2 separate regions of the Mus musculus genome follow, and region 1 is linked to region 2. A link is a loop called in an ENCODE intact Hi-C map of the cell type or tissue named here. Cell type or tissue: heart. All regions are shown on one strand. Links, peaks and the distances in the headings refer to the core of each region. The heading gives the core; the rest is flanking DNA.

Region 1 (10,867 bases), core at 2,352-7,351, 53 kb after region 2:
CCTTGCTCAAAGAAAAAATTTAATGAAAATTCAGTATAGTACAAAGATGGAGCTGCTGTAAGTGGGGAGAAAGAAAGAACAGAGGCCCTCAGTGGCTGGCCCTGAGACCTTTTCCTCACTGGGTTCTGCAGGTCCTTGTCCTTCCTTGGGTCTCTCTCTCTCTCTCTCTCCCTCTCTCTCTCTCTCTCTCTCTCTCTCTCTCTCTCTCTCTCTTAAAGATTTATGTATTTTTATGTATATGAGTACACTGTCACTGTCTCCAGACACAGCAGAAGAGGGCGTCAGATCCTATTACAGATGACTGTGAGCCACCATGTGGTTGCTGGGAATTGAACTCAGGACTTCTAGAAGAGCAGTCGGTGGTCTTAACCACTGAGCCATCTCTCCAGCCCCCCTTCCTTGGATTTCTACCCACTCAAGGAGTCACTTAGAATTTTCAGTTTCTTTTTCTGTTACCTTTAATGTCCTAATCTCTGATTTCGAGAAGTTGATAATGTATAACTGTGATTTTTTTTTTTAATTTCCTACTGTAAGTTACTGAATAAAATAAAGTTCATTTCTGCTTGACTGCTTGGCATCCTCATTTGTCTGCTCTGTGCCTTCCTGTTGACTGCTTTTGTCTTACGTATGGCACATTACTTCTGAAAAGTGTATAGACGTACCTTGAACCTGAGTTGTTAGACTTAGTGAGACAGTTGTAACAAGAGAACAACCCATATGATAGTGTGAAGACTGAGAAAGTCTCAGGCAAACTAGCAACATTATTTACCCGTATGGCTATTACTCAAAGCTCTCAGGAGATATTTTTCTTTTTTCTTTTTTTTTTTTTTTTAAAGATTCATTTATTTATTATATGTAAGTACACTGTAGCTGTCTTCAGACAATCCAGAAGAGGGAGTCAGATCTTGTTATGGATGGTTGTGAGCCACCATGTGGTTGCTGGGATTTGAACTCTGAACCTTCGGAAGAGCAGTCGGGTGCTCTTACCCATTGAGCCATCTCACCAGCCCAGGAGATATTTTTCAAAACTATGATTTGGAATGTGAGTAAAGGTGGCCCCTAGCGTTTTAAGTGGGTTTTCAGTTCTGTTATCATAGACTCTCACATTGTTTGTGCTCATTGAGGTCTTGCTACATCCATCTTCACTTATTCTCTGATGACATGACACTGGTGAACATAGGATTGGTTAATTACTGAAGAAATATTTTCATGGTAAGGAGGCAAAGTGGAAATAAGATACTCTTAGAGGTAATCTTATTGTAAAGAGTTTCAAAGATACAGCCAAATTGAAAGAATATAATAGTTATGTGGATACTGTCACCAGCTATGTCATATTCCATATCTACCAACATGCCTTATTTCTTGACAAATTTTCAGATTGCTGTGCACATATTAAATACTCTGTGTATATACATCACTAGAGTTGATATGCTGTTTATATGGTTTTTCTTTAAATACAAAATTTATAGGGGGTGAAATATATAAGTCTTCATTGTATATTTGCTGAATTATAACAAATGTGTACATTGGTGCATCCAAACCTATTAAAGGACAGGCTAAGGCAGAAGTGAGCGGTGGATAGCTGAGTGGCAGAATGTCCCTAAGTGCAGTCCACAGCAGTGCTTCATCTTAAGCAGTCTGTACCCCTAACAGTCACAGCCATTTTGAGATTTGTCTGTCACAGATGTGTGCTCTTTAAGGCTAGTGATTTGGAGATGGATCACCATGTCAACAGTTCCTGTGTATTGCTGGCAAATATTCTGTTGTGTGTATACAGCATGCTATTCACATAATACATACTATACGTGATACATGGTGTAGAAGATAAGTAAGAAAGAGTGAGTATTTTAACACTAACTCGGCCCTGAACATGTTTGTCCCTGGCTGTTTATCTTGGAGTCAGTCATGAAAATTCTGTACCTCAAAGACCCATAAATTTTCACAGATGCAGCTTTTTCATTTAATGTCTAGTTCTAGATAGGGTGAAATTATAAACGCTTTAATGCTTGGACAGACATCTTTACACAGCTGCACACTGTGGTCACCTAACTTAAACATATATATATATATAAAGTTACTATACTTGACAACCCACATTGTAAGTAGGATCTTATCTTCATTCTGATCCCAGTCTTCATGGACTGGGATCATGATTGGTGAATTTGTACTCTAGTTCTGAGAAGAAAAAAAAAAAATGCCTACTTTGGCACTAGACAGTTATTGGTGTTTTTTGGTTTTTTTTTTTTTACCTTTAAAGTGAGACTTTTAGTAGTGAGTGCTAAGTAGCCAACTGGATGGTTTCAGGTGATGCACCACCATGCTAATTTCAGTGTTTTCTTTCTGCCTTGTTAAGGTTAATGCTTTGGATAGTCTTGGACAGACGTCATTACACAGAGCTGCACACTGTGGTCACCTGCAGACCTGCCGCCTGCTCCTGAGCTATGGGTGTGATCCAAACATCATATCCCTTCAGGGTTTCACCGCCTTGCAAATGGGAAATGAAAATGTGCAGCAGCTGCTCCAAGGTAGTAAGAGCTTCCGTGACGTTCTGGGGCAAAGATTAACCTTTGAGATTCTTCACATGGCAGGTGTGCTGTGTAAGAGTTGGTAATAAACAGAAATGTTAGCTATCTTAACTTATTCTTAGCTCATTATATTGATACTTAAATGTCATTAAATGATAATTATGACTTCTGTTCAGTAGCATACTCTGCCCAGTTTCTCTGTGTAAATACACACACGTTTTAAAGTTTATAGGGCTGATTTGCCAGGCATGGTGGTACACAACTTTAACTCTAGTACTTGGGTCACAGAGGCAGGTACAACTCTTGAGTTCCAGCACAAACAGGGTTATGTAGACCCTGTCTTGTCTCTCTTTCTTCCTTTTCCATCCCTTTCCTTCTTTCTCCACCCCCCCCCCCGCCCCCCCTTCAAGTTTAAGAAGCTGAGCATTGAGAAACTACTGTTAATCCCAGCATTGGAGAGACTGAGGTTGAAGGGTCGTAAGCTTAGTGCTCCCTCGGATATTTAGTACACACCCACCATACCAGAGTCGGGTGGGGGTGTCTTAGAAGCTCTTAGGCAAGTGAAATGTGATCATTGCTGTTTTTTAGAGCAAGGCATTAAAAGATGGGGTTTTTCTACTACAGCAATCCTGGTGACTTCCCTAAACACTGGGCCTGCTTGATTTTAGATCTTGGGTATGTATGGTTCTTCTGACACCATGTTACAGTGTAAGTCTTTGGATTTTTGTCCTTGGCTTTACTTATTTATTTATTTATTTATTTATTATTATTATTATTTTTTTTTGAGACAGGGTTTCTCTGTATAGCCCTGGCTGTCCTGGAACTCACTTTGTAGACCAGGCTGGCCTCGAACTCAGAAATCCACCTGCCTCTGCCTGTCAAGTGCTGAGATTAAAGCCATGCGCCACCACGCCCAGCTTTTTATTTTATTTTTTTTTACAGGAGTTTTGCCACTGGTTCTTCCTTTGATATACTACTCTAAATGTTTATCTTAAGATGTAAATATTTATCTCTGTATTCTTTCAGTTCTTTCAAGGTTTAATTTTTATAATTCAGTCTTTACCTGGGGCTTCCTTTGTTGTATATACTCTTTCAGAATTTTTAACTGAGTAATTAGACAGAATTTTAAACTGATAATGACTAAGCTACTTGCTAGCCCAACTTCACTCTTTAAATTTGAAAAAAAAAACTGAGGGTCAGGAAATTAAAAGTAATTTGTGCCAGTTCAGAAAACAAGTTAATGGCAAAACCATGTTTAGATTTCTACCAGTGCTTGCACATGGCTTGTTTAACACTTTGGTTGTGTTTCTTTATACGTCTTAAATGACATTTTATAGTTAGCACGTGTATATCTTTTGCTCAGTCTATATTCTCAAAAGTTTTGGTAGTCGTAGTTAGTGGTTTTTCACTGCGGCAATACTACATAAGCTAGCAAACTCAAAACCTGGTTTTGTAAATGATGACCCTTGAAGCTTGGTCTCCTTCCAGGTGGAATTAACCACTCTTCTCTCTTCAGAGGGCGCCTCACTAGGTCACTCAGAGGCGGACAGACAGCTGCTGGAAGCTGCAAAGGCTGGTGACGTTGAAACTGTAAAAGTAAGATACAAACAATCAATTTTCTCTTACTCTTTAGTTTTTTGTTTGTTTTTTTGTTTTGGCGTTGTTTAATAAATCTGTGCTGTTAACAGGAAAGAGCTTTATTAAAAGATAAAAATACCAATTCCTTTGCAGTAGGAAATAAGAAATAGCAGTGGGGGGAACATTAGCTAGCTATATGTTAGAGGACAATCACATTCACCAGTTTAATGTTCTTCATGTAGTGTCAGATGCAGCTGTCTGCACCCACATGGTGATTCTAGGGTGCAACACCCTCTTCTGACCTCCGAGGGCACCGGGCACACGTGTGGAGCAGACAGACAGACAACATTCACACACGCAGAATAACCTTTTTTAAATAAAAGTATTTTAAGGAGAAATATGTACTGGGCATAATAGTGTACACCTATTTTCCAGATACTAGGGAGGCTGAGATAGAAGGTTTAACAGTTAGAAAGAGAGCCTGAGCTACCTAGGAACACCCTGTCTAAAAGCAATACCAGGAGAAAGAAGAAAGCGTGTCATGTTGCTCTCTAGTACTATTTAAGTATGACACACAAATAAAAGGAACCAAGTGCCCTTCCTTGTGTGCACAGGCTCATTCTGGTTCACTCATTTCATTATCCCGTCTGCCTGTGGAGCCGTTGCTTGTACTGTGAGCAGTGTTGGTGTTGCTCGAACATGCAGTCTTACCCAGCTGGGCTGGAAAGTTCTTTTCTCCCACAGAGTACCCAGTTTCTTGTCTGTCCCGTCCCAGCAGTAGTCCCCTCAGAGTCACCCTCCCTCAGACATTGTTTTGACTTGTGCCACACACACACATTGATGTCTTACTGCCTATACTGTGTGTTCATGGTCTGTACAGAAGTGTCTGCCTAGGGAAATAACCCAAAAGCCTGATGTATGAAAGAACAGGACTAAAATAAAAGTAAGAAATTGACTCATCTATTTCATGAACTAAATAATTCTTTAATGCTGCATTAAATGTTGTTTCAGTTTTTAAAATTAGCCGGGGAGAAAGCCTTTTTTTTTCCTTCTCCTTAAAGACTTTTCTTTTTTCTTTTTCTTTTTTTAATTTTCTTTTATTTATTTATTTATTTATTTATTATAAGTGCACTGTAGCTGTCTTCAGATGCACCAGAAGAGGGCGCCAGATTCCATTATGGGTGGTTGTGAGCCACCATGTGATTGCTGGGATTTGAACTCAGGGCCTTCTGAAGAGCAGTCAGTGCTCTTAGCCGCTGAGCCATCTCACCTGCCCCTGTAAAATCTCACCTGCCCCCATAAAGACTTTTCAAAACTAGACTACAATAAATTTGAGAGAGCACTTGTATGTACTAAGTTTTATATTGCCTAATGTGTGGTAGAATGGCTGTTCAAAATAATTTTATCAAATTTCTACTCAGTAGATTTTCTATACATTTCTATTTTTAAAGAAATACAAGCTAGATAAGCCTTTAGTCCCAGCACTGTGGAACATGAATGAGTTAAGGCCATCCTGGTCCACATAAGAGGTCTGTCAGCTTTACACAGTGAGAGCCTGTCTCAGCAACGACAAAAAAGACTTAAAAATGTTGGTCTCACTGCAGAGCTCTGAGAGGTTGTTGAGTGATGCTTTAAATGGGTCCAGTGCTGGGAGGGTCATGCTGTGCGTCCTCTTCAGAGGCTCCAGCTCCCAGTCCCCGGCGTCCAGGCTTACACCTCTACCAACTGAGCCATCTTGCCAGCCCTGGGTTTATTTTTTAAGAGTACATATGATCTCTCTACTGTGCCCAGTGCAAATAATACAGATACCACATGCAACAAGGCTTTTGATTTGTTCATGAGTCAAGTGATTTGTGTCTTATTAAGGGAAAGACATTGATTTTAAACTAGATGATTTTATGTGTGTGAGAGTAAGGAGAATGGTGAATTTTAAATGTTCATTTACTTACAGACCCTAACATATTTAACAAGATAAGACTAAACATTAACAGAAGTGGTGGCCTGGCCTATGATCCCAGCACTGGGATGCTGAGTGGGAGATCTTAGTTTGCGATCAGTTTTGTTTCCCTTTTGTTGTTTTTTTATGGTGGTTTTGGTTTTACTTTAGGGCTTTTTGTTCTTTTTGGTTTTTTTTGTTTGTTTGTTTGTTTTTTTTAAAGTATAAAACCTCTGAGAAGGAGCCTAGAAGAAGACATAAATTGAAAATACAAATTGGACTCAGATAAAAAAATGATGCCATTGTATTAAGGAAGACACCCATTCCATTCTATTGATTCATCAGGTTACCTTATTTTGTGGATACCTATAATACCTCACAGACACAACCTAAGAAAGGAGGGTTTATTTCAGCTCACAGTGTAGTGTTCAGCATGACAGCAGGGGCTTAATAGCTTTTCACATCGCATCTGCAGTCCGGAAGCAAAAACCAAAGAATGTCGATTTTTAGCTCATTTTCTCTTTTTATTCGGGCTAGGACACTAGCCCATAGAATGGTATCATCCACAGTTATAAGTGGCTCTAATTACCTTGATGAACATCATCTAGATGGTACCTCAGAGGCATGCCAAAGGTTTGTCTCCTATGTGATTTTAACTCATGCATCCTGACTGTAGTAACTGGACAAATTAAAGCAAAGGATATTAAAATGATCTTTGGTAACTAACTACATGTGCCAACAGCTGGTTCACAGTGGAAATACTCATTTCTAGATTGGGTCTCAGACCCACTGAAACATTGCTTTGGGACTGGAACCTCATTCATCAAGTCTAGCAGATGTGTTCCATAAGCTCAGAAGGGCTTTGCAGTTCAGTAGCTCCCTTTGGGATAAACCTATTAGTGGGGCTTACTCAACTTACCTGGTTTTGTTTTTTTTATGTTGATATTCTTTTGACTGTAAGCATTGTAGTCTGTTAACTATATTATTCTCCCAAATTCTTTGCATAATCTTTAAGAATATTTGGGGTATTAATTTTGATTGAGCTAAACTTACTCATCTGAACCAAAGAACACAGCAGAATAGTTTTAGTGACTATTTCCTTAGTTCTTCGAGATCACATATAACCAGAAATATTTTCTTTTTTCATTATATATAGTAAAGCATGAGTCATTGACTTAAGTGTGGTCCCTTACAAATTAACAACCCCAGACACTGACTTAACAAAATTTTGAGATAAGACCAGTATACATCAAAATTGAGCCCCACTGATCTACAGTGTTATATCTCAGACTTTTAATATGCTTATAGATAGATCTTACTAAAATGTAATTTGCTATGGGGTTTTATTTGTTGGGAAGTATTAAGAGTCCAGGCTGACTTTGAACTCATAACCCTCCTGCCTTCATCTTCCAATGCTGGAATAATAGGTATATACTATTACATATGGCTTAGAATGCAGATTCTGACTTATAGATAGGGGTATTGGACTTTGAATTTTTCCCCTCTCTGCTGCTGAGATCTAGCTGGCTGCTACTACTATGTTTACCACCAAATGGAAGTTACACTTAGTACTTGAAGGAAGGGTATCAGTGTGTAAATAGTAAAGTTTACTACCTTTCAAAAAAGTAGAAAATATAGATGAGACCAGAAGAAATCTCAGTAAATGAAACACTAGTATAAGAATAGTTTCTGAGCCGGGCGTGGTGGCGCACGCCTTTAATCCCAGCACTCAGGAGGCAGAGGCAGGCGGATTTCTGAGTTCGAGGCCAGCCTGGTCTACAGAGTGAGTTCCAGGACAGCCAGGGCTACACAGAGAAACCCTGCCTCGAAAAAACCAAAAAAAAAAAAAAAAAAAAAAAAAAGAATAGTTTCTGAAATACTTATTTAATAAGAAAATAAGGCAGACATTTGAAATTTCTGTTAAATTGTGTTAAAACATGAGAAATGAATGTGTGTGCTGTGTTCAATCCTACAGAAACTCTGTACTGTTCAGAGTGTCAACTGCAGAGACATTGAAGGACGCCAGTCAACCCCACTCCACTTTGCAGCTGGGTACAACAGAGTGTCTGTGGTAGAATATCTGCTGCAACATGGAGCTGATGTTCATGCTAAAGACAAAGGGTGAGAAAGAGATCCTGCCTTGCTTCCATCACACCTTTATAGGACCATTTCGGGGAAATACAAGAAGACTTCTATGATAAATTATAAGCTACTTCTGTTTTTTAACATATAATTTACTTCCTAAAATTGGTTCAGTGATAGCTTATAAATTCCGTTAATAGTTGACGCTCAGCGTGGTGGTGCATACCTAAACCCCAAGCACTCGGGCACTGAGGAGTTTGAGACATTCAGCTCAGTATGAGGGAGACCCTTTCTTTTAAAAAACAAAAAACATGCAGATGGCTCGGATTTACGTTAAAATTAACTTGTATAATGTCTTGTTATTTTATAATTGCCAAGGAAAATTCATTTTTGTGATTTTCATACTGATTAATAAAGTTTTCAGTGTTCATTGAGGATATGCTAAATTTTTTGTTTATTTTGAAATTACTTTTGTTTAAAATGCACAGTGCTAGATGTTGTCTATATGTGAATGTTTATCAGTCTCTGTATTTAAGACATATTGAAATCCCCCCTCCCCCCGAAAATAAACAGTCTTCTGCTTTCCATACATAGACTTAGGTTGTACAGAGTATGACCAGAATACTCTATTGGGCAGTTTAAGAAATTAAATGTATTTGGTTAGTATAATTACTGAGATTAAACCACTTCTTTAACTTTTCAGAGGTCTTGTACCTTTACACAATGCATGTTCTTATGGACACTATGAAGTTGCAGAACTTCTTGTCAAGCATGGAGCAGTAGTCAATGTCGCTGACTTGTGGAAGTTCACACCTTTACATGAAGCTGCAGCAAAAGGAAAATATGAAATATGCAAACTTCTACTCCAGGTATGTTTAAGTACTTACTATGGACAGTGCAGTTGCCTAAAGTGCTCAGATAATCTTTCAGATAACAGAAATATGAGTCTTAAACCAAGGAAAGTAGAAAAAACCGTTTTCTAATACTAAAACTAGATTTCAAAGAAAAATGTCATGAACATTTTTATATTTTAATGTACATGTATCAGCATAGGATTTATTATATAGCCACCTATCATGTGATAGTTGCTGTCCAACTTCCCTGTTTAGTAATCTAACCTCAGATTACTTGATTCATTATGTGGTTTATAAGCCAAATTTGTTTAACCTTCTATAAAAGTGATGGTACTGGTCTAATAGATACAGATACTTTGCTGTAGAATATTACAACACAGATTCATAATAAAATATTTGTAGAAAGGAAAAATGCAGCTACATGTGGTGGTGCATACCCTAAAACACAGCATCTGGGAGGCAGAGGTAAGTGGGTCTCTGTGAGTTCAAGTCCAGCCTGGTCCACAGAGTGAGGTAGTTTATAAGAGTCTAGCCAAGGCAGCACAGTTAAGACCCTGGATTTTTGTTTGTTTTAAGATTTATTTCATATATGTGAGTACACTGTCAGCTGTCTCCAGACACACAAGAAGAGGACATCGGATCCCCATTACAATGGTTGTCGCCACCATGTGGTTGCTGGGAACCAAACTCAAGACCTCTGGAAGAGCAGTCAGTGCTTTTAATCACTGAGCCAACCCCCAAGACGCTGTATTTTAAAAAAGGAAAATTGCAAACATGCATTGTATGGTAATTCAATTAACAATGAACATACTTGTCAGCGGCCTCATAAAATTATAATGCGGGGGCTTCAGATGTAACTGAGTTGATAGAGTGCCTGTCTAGCATGCACAAGGCCCTGGGATGTATTCCTAGCACCACATAAACCTCTGTGTAGGAGGTAAAGCCAGTCAATGGGTGAAGATCAACTTCAACTGTAGAGCAAATTTTAGACCAATCTGGGATATATGGGACTGTCTAAAATAATAATGATTAAATTTAAAATTATATAGCTGAAAACTTTGACTGTAGCTTTAGTTCTCGATACATACTTACTAATGTGTTGCAGGTGCCTATGGTATTTAAGCATTAATAACAATAGCAATCTTTGCTCTCCTTATTTTCTCAGTGACAGAACACTAAGCACTTCCTTCCATTCCCTCCTTCCCCTTTTTTCTCATGCCTAGCATGGTGCAGACCCTACAAAGAAAAACAGAGATGGTAATACTCCTCTGGATCTTGTTAAAGATGGAGATACAGATATTCAAGATCTACTTAGAGGTGATGCAGCTTTGCTGGATGCTGCCAAGAAGGGTTGTTTAGCCAGAGTGAAGAAATTGTCTTCTCCTGATAATGTAAATTGCCGTGATACCCAAGGTCGGCATTCTACACCTTTACATTTGGCAGGTAAACAAGGGAAACAAGATTTAAGATGATAACCTCTAAGATTATTTTTATATTATTTAATTTTTTGGTGGGTGGTGGTATGGGGTCTGGAGTCAGAAAACAGCTTGCTAGAGTCTGTTCTTTGCATCATGTGGGCTCCAGGAATCAAATTCAAGTTGTCTGGCTTAGCAGCAGGTACATTTACCTGCTGAGCCATTTTAGCAGGCCTATAATTTATTTTTATTGTTGTTTAAAATATTTCCTCTAAGTAAATTGAAAGATGCAAGTTAAATTATCTGTCAGAGTTATCATTCTGTACTAGTATGTGTGTTCATGCATTAAGCCATTACCTGGACTCACTTCCTGTAGTACTGATTATTTCAGAAAGAACAGTTGGTGGGAGTGGTGGGTGTCACATGCCTTTGATCCCAGCATCTTTCAAATTTACTAGAACTGCACAGAGGTGTGTC
Region 2 (10,867 bases), core at 2,099-7,098:
ACCCCGGGAATGGTGATAATTCGCCTTCATGACAAGGTAGGTGTTCCCTCATGCTCCTGGAACTCTGGCTCCTGCCTAAGTTACTGCCCCCCACAGCCCCCACAAGAGAAGCATGGTCAGTAGTCATGTAGGCAATGGCCCAAGCTTCTGACCTTCAGGCTAAACTCCTCCACAGTTACCTAGCAACAATGAAGACCATAAAAAAGGGCTGTTCAGCCCCTGCTTGCTCTCTTACTTGTCTCCTTCTTACCCCCCACTCTCACCCTCTCTCCCCTCTCTTTGTATTCTCTCCTCTCTTCTCTCTCTTTGTCTTCTCTTCTCCTCTCTCCTCTCCTCTCCTCTCTCCCTCTTATTCTCTTTCTCTCTAGCCTTCTCTCTCTCTCTCTCTCTCTCTCTCTCTCTCTCTCTCTCTCTCTCCATTCTCTCTTTCTCCTGCATTTCTATAATAAAGCTCTTAAACCATAGAGAGTCTCTGCTCATCAAGATCCGCTGCACTCACTCTCGCAGGTGTTGGGAACCTCTCTTCCCTCACCCCTCATCCCTCTCTCCTATAACCCTGGTGGCTTTAGCAAGGTAGCTCTGGGGTCCCCAGGTAGGGCTGCCCCTTAGCCACCCCCTGAAGAGTGGGTCAGAGGCTTTAATGCCCACCCAGGGATGAGTGGAAAGTGTATGGCAGTTCTTCCATGCCTGACTGACCAGAGAATAGGTGGAGCTCTGTCAGGGTGTGGGTTTTCTCCCTCCCCCCTTCCCCTGGGCCCCCCTTTTAGTTTACAACATGTTTCCAGAAAATAATAATAATAATAAAAAACAAAAACAAAAAAAAATGGACTTGCTTTCAATTATTACCCAAACCCTACATTTAGTGTCATAGAGTCTCAAGCACGGTGTTTTGTCTTCCTGTCTTCAGCGATGGATGTCATTTATTTTCTACTGTTTTGGACTAGGTTGTTTGTTTGTTTGTTTGTTTTTAGAGAGTTCAGAGTTTTCCAGTGTAGCTGGGACTGACCTCAAATCTCCCTGATTTAGCCTCTCTAAGAGTGCTGATAGAAGTATATATCCCAATGACACACGCCCCTTCTCTCTGTCCCTCTCTCCCACCCTCCCTCAGACCAGTTTGTTTTTCAAGGTAAAGGAAATGAGTAAGATGCTACCTAAGAAGTCTCTACATTAGACCAACGATCTCTAGGTGAGCGGAGTCACACACACTGCCCCTCCGGCTGTTCTGCAGTACAGTCTTTCCCTTGTGGGCTGCAGTCACAGCACTCAGAATTAGTTCTGCCTGAGCTGCCCTGGCTCACGGGCCCAGCAGAGGGGAATGACGACTGCCTGGACCGTGAGGAGCAAGTCAGCAAGCAGCGTCCTCCATGGGCTCTGCACCTGCTCCTGCCCCTAGGTTCCTGCCCTGTTCCTGGCCTGGCTTCCTTTGATAATGAACAGCGATATGGAAGTGTAAGGCAAATAAAGCTTTTCCTCCCCAACTTTCTATTTTGGCCATGGTTCTTTGTCACAACAGTAGAAACCCTAAGACAGCTTCCCTCTCAATGCGGACTGTGGTTGGAACGTTCAGTTCTTCATAGGCTATTAGTGAGCTCTCAACTTGCCAAAGTCTATAGCAATGACTCTCAAACCCATATCCCAGGAATCAAGATGGAGTTCAGAGGAAAAAAAAATAATAAAAGGGTTTTTGTTCATGCACATTGAACAAGCATAGCCAGCAACAGACATACTGCTGCAGTATGAGAAACAGGAAGAAGAAAAGTGAGACAATAATCAAGATGGATCTAATTTGTCCACAAGCTTAGGATAAGAAGACATTTTCAAACGGTTTGAAGCGAGCTGGGCATGGTAAGTATGCCTGAGCTACCAGCTACTTGAAAGACTGAGGCAGGAGGATCTTCATTCAGTCCAGAAGGCCAGCCTGCAAAGTGTAGCAAAAGTTATTCTAGATGCTTTCTTTCTTTTTTTTTTTTTTTGTTTTTTTGTTTTTTTGTTTTTGTTTTTGTTTTTTGAGACAGGGTTTCTTTGTGTAGCCCTGGCTGTCCTGGAACTCACTCTGTAGATCTGTAGTCCAGGCTGGCCTCGAACTCAGAAATCCTCCTGCCTCTGCCTCCCAAGTACTGGGATTAAAGGCGTGCACCACCACTGCCCGACCTCTGGATTCCAAGAATGCTGGGAAAGGCCATTTTACAAACTTCCAGTGACTGCCTTAGTTGCTGCTCTATAGCTAACACTGACTAACTGGAACGTCTTATTTTAAAGTACTTATTGTATCTTATTTTATTTTTTTTAAAGATTTATTTACTTATTATATGTAAGCACACTGCAGCTGTCCCCAGACACACCAGAAGAGGGAGTCAGATCTCCCTACGGATGGTTATGAGCCACCATGTGGTTGCTGGGACTCGAACTCAGGACCTTCAGAAGAGCAGTCGGGTGCTCTTACCCGCTGAGCCATCTCACCAGCCCATCTTATTTTATATATTAATGTATTTTAAGTATTAATATATTTATTTTAAAGACTTAAAGCATTAAGATTTCATAAGGAAAAAAATGACTGTAGAAGTCAGGCCCTGGGTCTTCCTCCCAGCCCCATGCTCCCAGAAATAAGACTCAGACTCAAAATACATTTACAAATACCTTGGCCATATACCTAGGCTCTTCTCTGACTAGATCATAACTTAGATTAAACCATTTATTTTAATCTACATTCTGCCACATGCTGGTCACTTGTGCTCAGTTACAATGCATCGTGTCCTCACATCTCCTGTGCCTGGCTCTATCCCAGAATTCTTTGTCTCCCGGATGTCCCACCTTCTATTCTATCCTTTCCTATAGGCCAAAAGGTTTTTTTTTTTTTTTCATTGACAGGTGATGCAAATGATTATATAAATTTTCAAGAGATAAATGCTTCATTCTGTCAAGAAAGAAATGCGCAGTACAGGAGGTATATTTTAACCCTGTGACCAAGGCTGCTGAGGTGCTTCCTTCATTGGGGACACGCTTGTCTTGTAGGCCTGCTGTCCGGAGTTCAGGCTCAGGGACCCTTGCAAAGGCAGAAGGCCTCTTCAAAGTTACCCTCAGGCTCAACAAGTAGGCCGAATTGCATAAGCCATAATGAGCACATTATACGTGATCATAATAAGAATACTAATAAACGGGGCCTAGCAAACACAGAAGTGGATGCTCACAGTCAGCTATTGGATAGATCACAGGGCTCCCAATGGAGGAGCTAGAGAAAGTACCCAAGGAGCTAAAGGGATCTGCAACCCTATAGGTGGAACAACATTATGAACTAACCAGTACCCCAGAGCTCTTGACTCTAGCTGCATATGTATCAAAAGATGGCCTAGTCAGTCATCACTGGAAAGAGAGGCTCATTGGACTTGCAAACTTTATATGCCCCAGTACAGGGGAACGCCAGGGCCAAAAAGTGGGAGTGGGTGGGTAGGGGAGTGGGTGGGAGGGTATGGGGGACTTTTGGGATAGCATTGGAAATGTAAATGAGCTAAATACCTAATAAAAAATATTAAAAAAAGAATACTAATAAATTAAAAATGCAATCAAACTCTGTAGCATAACATCAAAATTCTTTCTTAGAGCTACACACAGCCAGATGTTTGGAGTGTCACCATCTGCCCTGACAGAGCAGGATGTGCTGCCCAGGGGCGAATCTCTCCTAAATTTCTGGATTCACATTCAAGCCAAAAGCCCCAAACTATTAAAGCTTATCAAAACGTGTGCCCCTTTCATTTTTTTAGGAACAAAACCCAGGATTTTGTAAATTCAAGGTGAGGGTTCTACCACTAAAAGCTGCAGCCCCCCCCCCACCGCCGCCCCATTTCTGACGACCCATAATTGTGAATTAGTTCTAATTTAGAAAGAAATCTTTTTTGTTTTTGTTTTTTCGAGACAGGGTTTCTCTGTATAGCCCTAGCTGTCCTGGAACTCACTCTGTAGACCAGGCTGGCCTCGAACCCAGAAATCCACCTGCCTCTGCCTCCAAGTGCTGGGATCAAAGGCGTGCTCCACCATGCCTGGCTTAAAAAGAAAATTTTTAAAACTGCATATAAAATCTGACCTAGCTCAAGCACTCATAACCAAACCGACTGTCATATTATTTATCATTTTAGTAGCCTTTGTTATTAAACTGCTAATAAAGTTTTAAGTGTAAAGTTGAAGTTCATGCATTCTAAAACCCAGTGATTGAAAGAGAACCTCAGCAGCTAAACGTTAGTGGCAGCCGCCTAAAACAGCAGTTCTCAACCTGTGGGTCGCAACCCCTTGGGAGTCAAATCGCTCTCTCACAGGGGTCACCAAAGACCATCAGAAAACACATCATGATTCATAACAATAGCCAAACTACAGTTATGAAGTAGCAATGGAAATAATGTTATGGTTGGAGTCACCACGGCATGAAGAACCGCATTAAAGGGTCACCGCATTAGGAAGGTTGAGAACCACTGGCCTAGAACACCATGGGTTCAACCACTACCACTGCAATGTAAACAAGCTGCTCGGAAAACCCATCTACCTCAGTGCAGACTCAAAGCAACGCTTGCGTTTGCTGTTCTCTAATCTAAAGGCTCTCTCTCTACTCCCTGAAACGGGGAATAAAGGCCAATGCCCGCACCACACCGCACCGCACCACCCCAACTCGCCCTGCACCGACCGGGACTCGATCACCGATCACCGTACCAGACTCTACCCGCCCCGCCCCACCTCGCCCCTCCCCAGTCCCCAGTTCCTCTCACCACTTTCAGATCCAGACATAAGATAAGCAGTATCTGAATGTGGATTTTGTTTTGTTGTCTGGGTTTGGGGGCTTTTGTTTACTGCTTTGGGGGTCGGGGCTTATATTATTTAGTACTAGAGACTGAACCGAAGGTCTCGCACGTGCTAGGCGACCACTTTTCTGCTGAGCTACATCCCCAAGTCCTTCTTTTCATTGTTTTTTTTTTTTTTGTTTTGTTCGGACAAGGTGTAGCTGTCTGGCCTACCATTCACTATACAGGCCAGGCCGGCCCTGAATTCACAGAGACGTCCTTCCTCTGCCTCCCGAGTGCTATATAGAGTTTTATACAGGCCACCATACCCAGCCCAGCCATTTTCTTTAACAGCCTTAAATCAGCATCGCAGTTTGCGCTTGGGCTGAGCATTCAAATTTTTTATTTGCTGATCCTGAAATATTTGTAGACCTATTTCCACTAGGTGGCTGTCTTCACCAAGAAGTGTCAGCGCTATGCTGGCTTCTGGTAATTTGAAACCTTACATTTTATAGAGGTAGGCGTATGCGCAGTGGTTTAATAGACGTTCTCACGCAAGTATCAACCTGTGCTTCTCTTTTACGCCTTCACACTGGGTGGAAAAGGAAATATGTTTAAATGTGCCCTCAAAATAGGAAAGAAAAAAAAAATAGAAAAGAGATGTTTTGTTTGAAATTGAAACTATTTGTAAATGTACTTTTTAATTGATGTGTGTGTATATGTTTGTGTATGTGTGTGTTTGTGTATGTACGTGTATGTATGTATTTGTATCTGTGTGTGTATTGTGTGTGGATGTATGTATTTGTGTATTTGTCTGTGTGTGCCTACATGCTCCATGCACACGTGGGTGCCCTTGGAGGCTATAAGAGAGTGTCAGACCCCTGGAGCTGGCATTACTGGCAGTTATAAGCTGCCTGACAAAGGTGTAGGGAACTGAATCTGGGTCCTTGGCAAGAACATAAAGTGCTCTTAACTGTTGAGCCCTCTCAGCCGGGCACGCCTTTAATCCCAGCACTCTGGAAGCAGAGGCAGGCGGATTTCTGAGTTTGAGGCCAGCCTGGTCTACAAAGTAAGTTCCAAGACAGCCAGGGCTAAGGGCTACACAGAGAAACCCTGTCTCGAAAAAAAAAAAAAAAAAAACTGTCTCTCCAGCCCCTGAAATCAATCCATCTTTCTTTTTTCTTTCTGTTTTAGATTTGTTTATTTAATGTATAGAAGTATTTTTTGTGCAAGTACATATGTGCCCACATGCATGTCTGGTACCCATGGAGGTCAGGAAAGGATATGAATCACCTTATAAAGTACATGGATACTGGGAACCAAACCTAAGTCAACAAGTTCCCTCCACTGCCAAACCATCTTTCCAGTCCCCTGAAATTTTTCATAAAGAAATGTAAAGTGGGGGCTGAAGGGGTTGGAGAAATGGCTCAGCAATTAAAGACTGCTTGTTGCTCTGGTACCCATGTCAGGAGGCCCCCCAACTGCCTATAACCCCAGCTCCGGGGAATCTCGCACCTTCTTCAAGTCTCTGTGGGCACACACATACACGTGAAGTCTCTGTGGGCACACACATACACGTGGTATATACACACATGCACACACACAAAATAAGTGAATGAATAAAATGAGAACATAATTTAAAATAATTCTTTAAAAGTTTTAAAGAGAAGGTTGAAGAGATGGCTCAGCAGTTAAGAGCACTGTCTGCTCTTCCAGAGGTCCTGAGTTCAATTCCTGGCAACTACATGGTGACTCACAACCATCTGTAATGGGATCTGATGGCTTCTTCTGGTGTGCCTGAAGACAGCTACAGTGTACTCATATACATAAAATAAATAAATACATAAATATATACATACATAAATAAAAATTTTTAACGAAAGAAATGTGACGTATCTAATCTATCCACTCTTGGACAGATTCCCAAAGGACTGGAAGTCCACAACATACTTGCACACCGTGTTTACAACTGCAATATTCACAACATCCAGGAAGTGGACAAAGCAATTTGATAATACATATGCAATAGAATCTTAAGCAGCTGTAAGAAAATTAAAATTATGCCATTTGAAAAAAAAAAAAAGGATACACCTGGAAATCATGTTAAGTAAAATATAACAGATTCAGAAAAAAAATCCCATTTTCTGTCATATATGGAACCAAAATTTATGTGTGTTATATATGTTTGCATGTCACAAAACTAGAAAGGGGATGAGAAGAGGGGAGGAAGAGATCTTAAGGAAGATGAGAAATACTGGTCGCGATGGAAAGCGAACCCGTGACTGACTGGAAGGCAAGCAGGCGGCTGCTGCACCGGGAGGGAGTATAAGGAAAAGCAGTGGGGTAAGAAACGAAAGAGAACAATGTATAATGACACACATGTGTAAGACGCCAGGACCCTGTGTTCTTCCTATGTAGTCTATGATGGCTAGTGTCAATTTGACAAAAATCTTTTACCATCTGGAAAGGCTGGGCCCCTGAGGATGTCTTTGGGGAGTGCTTATTGTTAATTGATGTGGGAAGACCCATCTTAATTGTGGGAGGGACTTCCTGGACTTCCACAAAGGGAGTAGAAGAGCTGAGTAGGGAGGGACTCGGCAATTAGACTTGCTCCCATGTCAGGAGGCTCCCCAATTGTCTCCAGCTCCAGGGGATCTGACAGCCTCTTCCAGCCACCGTGCCCCCGCCCCCCGCGTGCATGTGTTCTACACACACACGCACACGCACACACGCACACACACAGCATGCATTCCTTACTCTTCTGCCTCTTGACTGTGGGTGCAGTGTGACCGGCTGCCTTTGCTTCGCCGCAGTGATGGATTTCTTTTGAACTGTGAGCCAGAATAAACCATCTCTCCCTTAATTTGTCCTTGTCAGATATTTCATCATGGCTAAGACCCTAACTTAAAAAAAAAAACAGGCCTACAGCTATGGCCGCCGCCGCCGCCGTCGCTGCAGCTAGAGGAGACCCTGTCGGAGAGACTCTGGGGTCTGATGGAGATGTTTGTTTCCTGAGATGGTCTGGTCAGTCGCCCGAGCCACCTTTGACCACCTTAAATCTCTCACTCTTTGTGGCTCAGAAGATTACAGATTTTCCAGGGCGACTTTGTGGATTGGGACCACTTCTTCCTTCATGATCTTGCTTCTTCCTGTTGTCTTTGAAAAGTTGCAAACGGAGCAACAGTAGCAAGCCCAGCAGTAGCTTACTTTTAGGGCCTCACACGGGGCTGTCAGGAGGAGTGCTAGAACTTCCACTTCCTGGAAAGATCTAGAATGTCACTGCGGTATTTGTCCTGGTAGGCGAAATTTGAAATTCATTTCTGTTTGAACTGCTTATTGTTTGGATTTTTTTTTTTTTTTTTTTTTTTTTTTTTGGGTTTTCGGGACAGGGTTTCTCTGTGTAGCCCTGGCTGTCCTGGAACTCACTCTGTAGACCAGGCTGGCCTCGAACTCAGAAATCCGCCCGCCTCTGCCTACCAAGTGCTGGGATTAAAGGCGTGCGCCACCACGCCCAGCTTTGTTTGGACTGTTTATTCTTTTTTTTTTTTTTTTTTTTAACCTTGGCACATCCATCTATTTGAACCGGGTGGGAACTTTCTCTGTTTCTCACGGAGGGACCCCAGGTGCACCTGAGCCCTTTCTAACGCCCTCACTTCCTGTTCTCACTCATGATGCTGGAGTACAGCCATGTGGAGGTCATTCCACTCTGTTCCCTTAGTAAAAGCTCCTAAGGAAGTTCTTACGTGCCCATTGTGGGAAAGAAGTAAACACCTCTGACCATTAACATTTTTTTTATTTTAAAGAATGGAAATGCTAAGACGTGTAAACAGTGTGGGACTGACAAAATCCATTACAGCTACAGTACAAAACAGCCACCAGGAATCCCTGGGTGTGCTGGAGAGAAGGGAAGCTAGCTGTAGCTTTAGCCAGAGGGGCGCTGAGCAGAGCAGGCCCTCATTTCCTCTGTACAGTTTGGCTCTTAGACCTGCATATGTATAAAAAAAGAAGTCAGCGCTCACTTTTTGTATTTAAATACTGAAAAAGAACTCCAACTGAAAAAAATTAAAAATAAAAACTAAAATATGAAGTTATACCCAAGAAGATCAGTGAAAGGCAGATAATATTTTTAAAATCCAATAAAGAAAAGAGAACAAAAAGATAAAAATAAAAATAAATCATCTTTGGGTAATGGTTTATGTTGTCAAATCAGAAAGCACTTGTTCTTGGAGCTTGAAGAGATGGCTCAGAAGTTAAGGATGCTCACTGATCTTGCAGATGATTAGGACCAGTTTCAGCAGCCTCATGGTGCACAACCACCCGTACCTCCAATTCCAGGCTCCAATGTCCTCTTCTGACCTCTGCTAGCACCTGCACACACATGGCACACATGCATGCACACAAGTATACATAAGCACATATAATTAAAAATTGAAGGCATATATATCATATATATATATATATATACTTATAATTTTGATGGATATAGTATAGATCATACATAACATATATGGCATAGATTTGTGTGTGTGTGTACACACACACACACACACACACACACACATATATATATATATGACATCATGGAACTAGATTAAGGTAGCCACTCAAATAAACACTTATAAAGTTAAAATGAAGCCATGGAGTGTCACTTATAGTTTACACTTTCACTGTGGGTTATACTTTTGTACCTTTATCCACCCTAAAAGCAAAACAAAGTAGAAAAAGAAAGAAAGAAAGAAAGAAAGAAAGAAAGAAAGAAAGAAAGAGAGAAAGAAAGAAAGAAAGAAAGAAAAACACATAGGATGGATCCAGGCACTGACTCAGCAGTTAAAGGTGCTGGCTGCTCTTCCAGAGAACCTGGGTTTCATTCCCAGCACTCACATGATGATTCACAATGGTCTGTAACTCTAGTTCCTGGGCATCCAGTGACCTCTTCTGGTCTCCATGGACACTATACACACACGGTGCGCAAACATACGCAAGCAAAACACTCAGACACATAAAAAGAAAATAACTTTAAAAGAAAAAAATAAATGACCGTTGACCTGCCTCAGATCCCTTTTCATTCCTCAAGTGTTCTTTGGCCTGCATCCCATCCTTACTCATCACTCAATATTATTCTTTCTTGGTCTCCTTTCTAAGTGTTTTACTATGCCCATATTTACACACACACACACACACTCTCTCTCTCTGTCTCTCTGTCTCTCTGTCTCTCTGTCTCTCTGTCTCTCTCTCTCTCATTCATTATAAGCTAGGATCTGCACAGGAGGAAGAAGATGTGGTTGTTTCTTTTTCTCCTAAGTTTGGGTAACATCATCTACTACTATTCTCGCTAAGAACATACACTTTCCTGAAAGTTTTGGGGATTTAATTTTTCTTTAGAGCTGAACACTATCGATGTACCATTTTTTTTTCATTTTCCATTCATCCACTGATGGACATATAAGTTCCATTTCCTCACTGTAGTAAATAGGACAGTAATAAGCAAGGGTTGGGGGGAAAAACACTTACTTAGACAAATTGTTTTAATACTTAGAAGAAATTGGCTACTGTCTCTTATAGTTAGCATTTTGTTTATATCTTATCTCCAAGAGCAAAGGTATGTAAAGATTAAAAAAAAAATCTATTGAATGGAGTTTACCGGGTGATACAATTGCTTCTTCCCAGTCCTAAGTTTTGTTACTTAGTGTCTGATGCCTTGGTTAATGGTTTCTTGGGAGAAACCCATTAATCATCTTGTTTAGAAAGAACTGCTTACTGCTGACTTCTCAGTTAACTGTAAGAACTGTTATTACTGTTACCCGTGTTACTAAGGGTTAATGGTCAGTGGCAGCTATTAAATATTGAGCTGAGAGCCGGGGCATGGTGGCACACACCTTTAATCCCAGCACTCGGGAGGCAGAGGCAGGTGGATTTCTGAGTTCGAGGCCAGCCTGGTCTACAGAGTGAGTTCTAGAATAGCCAGGGCTACACAGAGAAACCCTGTCTCGAAAAACCAAAGATAGATAGATAGATAGATAGATAGATATTGAGTTGAAGTGGTATCGGCAGAGGATGTGGTCTACAATTAATGGAACCATCTGGAACAGAGTCCTGCATTTTTG

The links. A loop is a pair of places that touch in the nucleus more often than their neighbours do. Peaks named below come from ENCODE experiments on the same cell type or tissue, not always from the same donor. Only the 100,000 strongest peaks of a DNase experiment are listed, where the experiment ranks them.
Region 1: it touches region 2 in a loop (4-fold over the local background); 12 of 42 quality-filtered maps call a loop at or near these places.

The regions. Positions count from the first base shown.
Region 1 is chr19:36,863,599-36,874,465 of GRCm38, forward strand. Tnks2 (tankyrase, TRF1-interacting ankyrin-related ADP-ribose polymerase 2) reads left to right here. Exons shown (of 27, transcript NM_001163635.1): 12 at 2,354-2,525; 13 at 4,042-4,121; 14 at 8,015-8,160; 15 at 8,825-8,990; 16 at 10,199-10,418. Among named protein-coding and RNA genes, the nearest start is that of Tnks2, 35 kb to the left of the region's middle. In heart, for the core only: a CTCF peak has its summit at 5,258 (motif pointing right); no DNase peak of the experiment used is centred there.
Region 2 is chr19:36,810,928-36,821,794 of GRCm38, forward strand. No RefSeq gene overlaps it. Among named protein-coding and RNA genes, the nearest start is that of Tnks2, 18 kb to the right of the region's middle. In heart, for the core only: a CTCF peak has its summit at 5,210 (motif pointing right); no DNase peak of the experiment used is centred there; H3K4me3 peaks cover 1,212 bases; H3K27ac peaks cover 1,080 bases.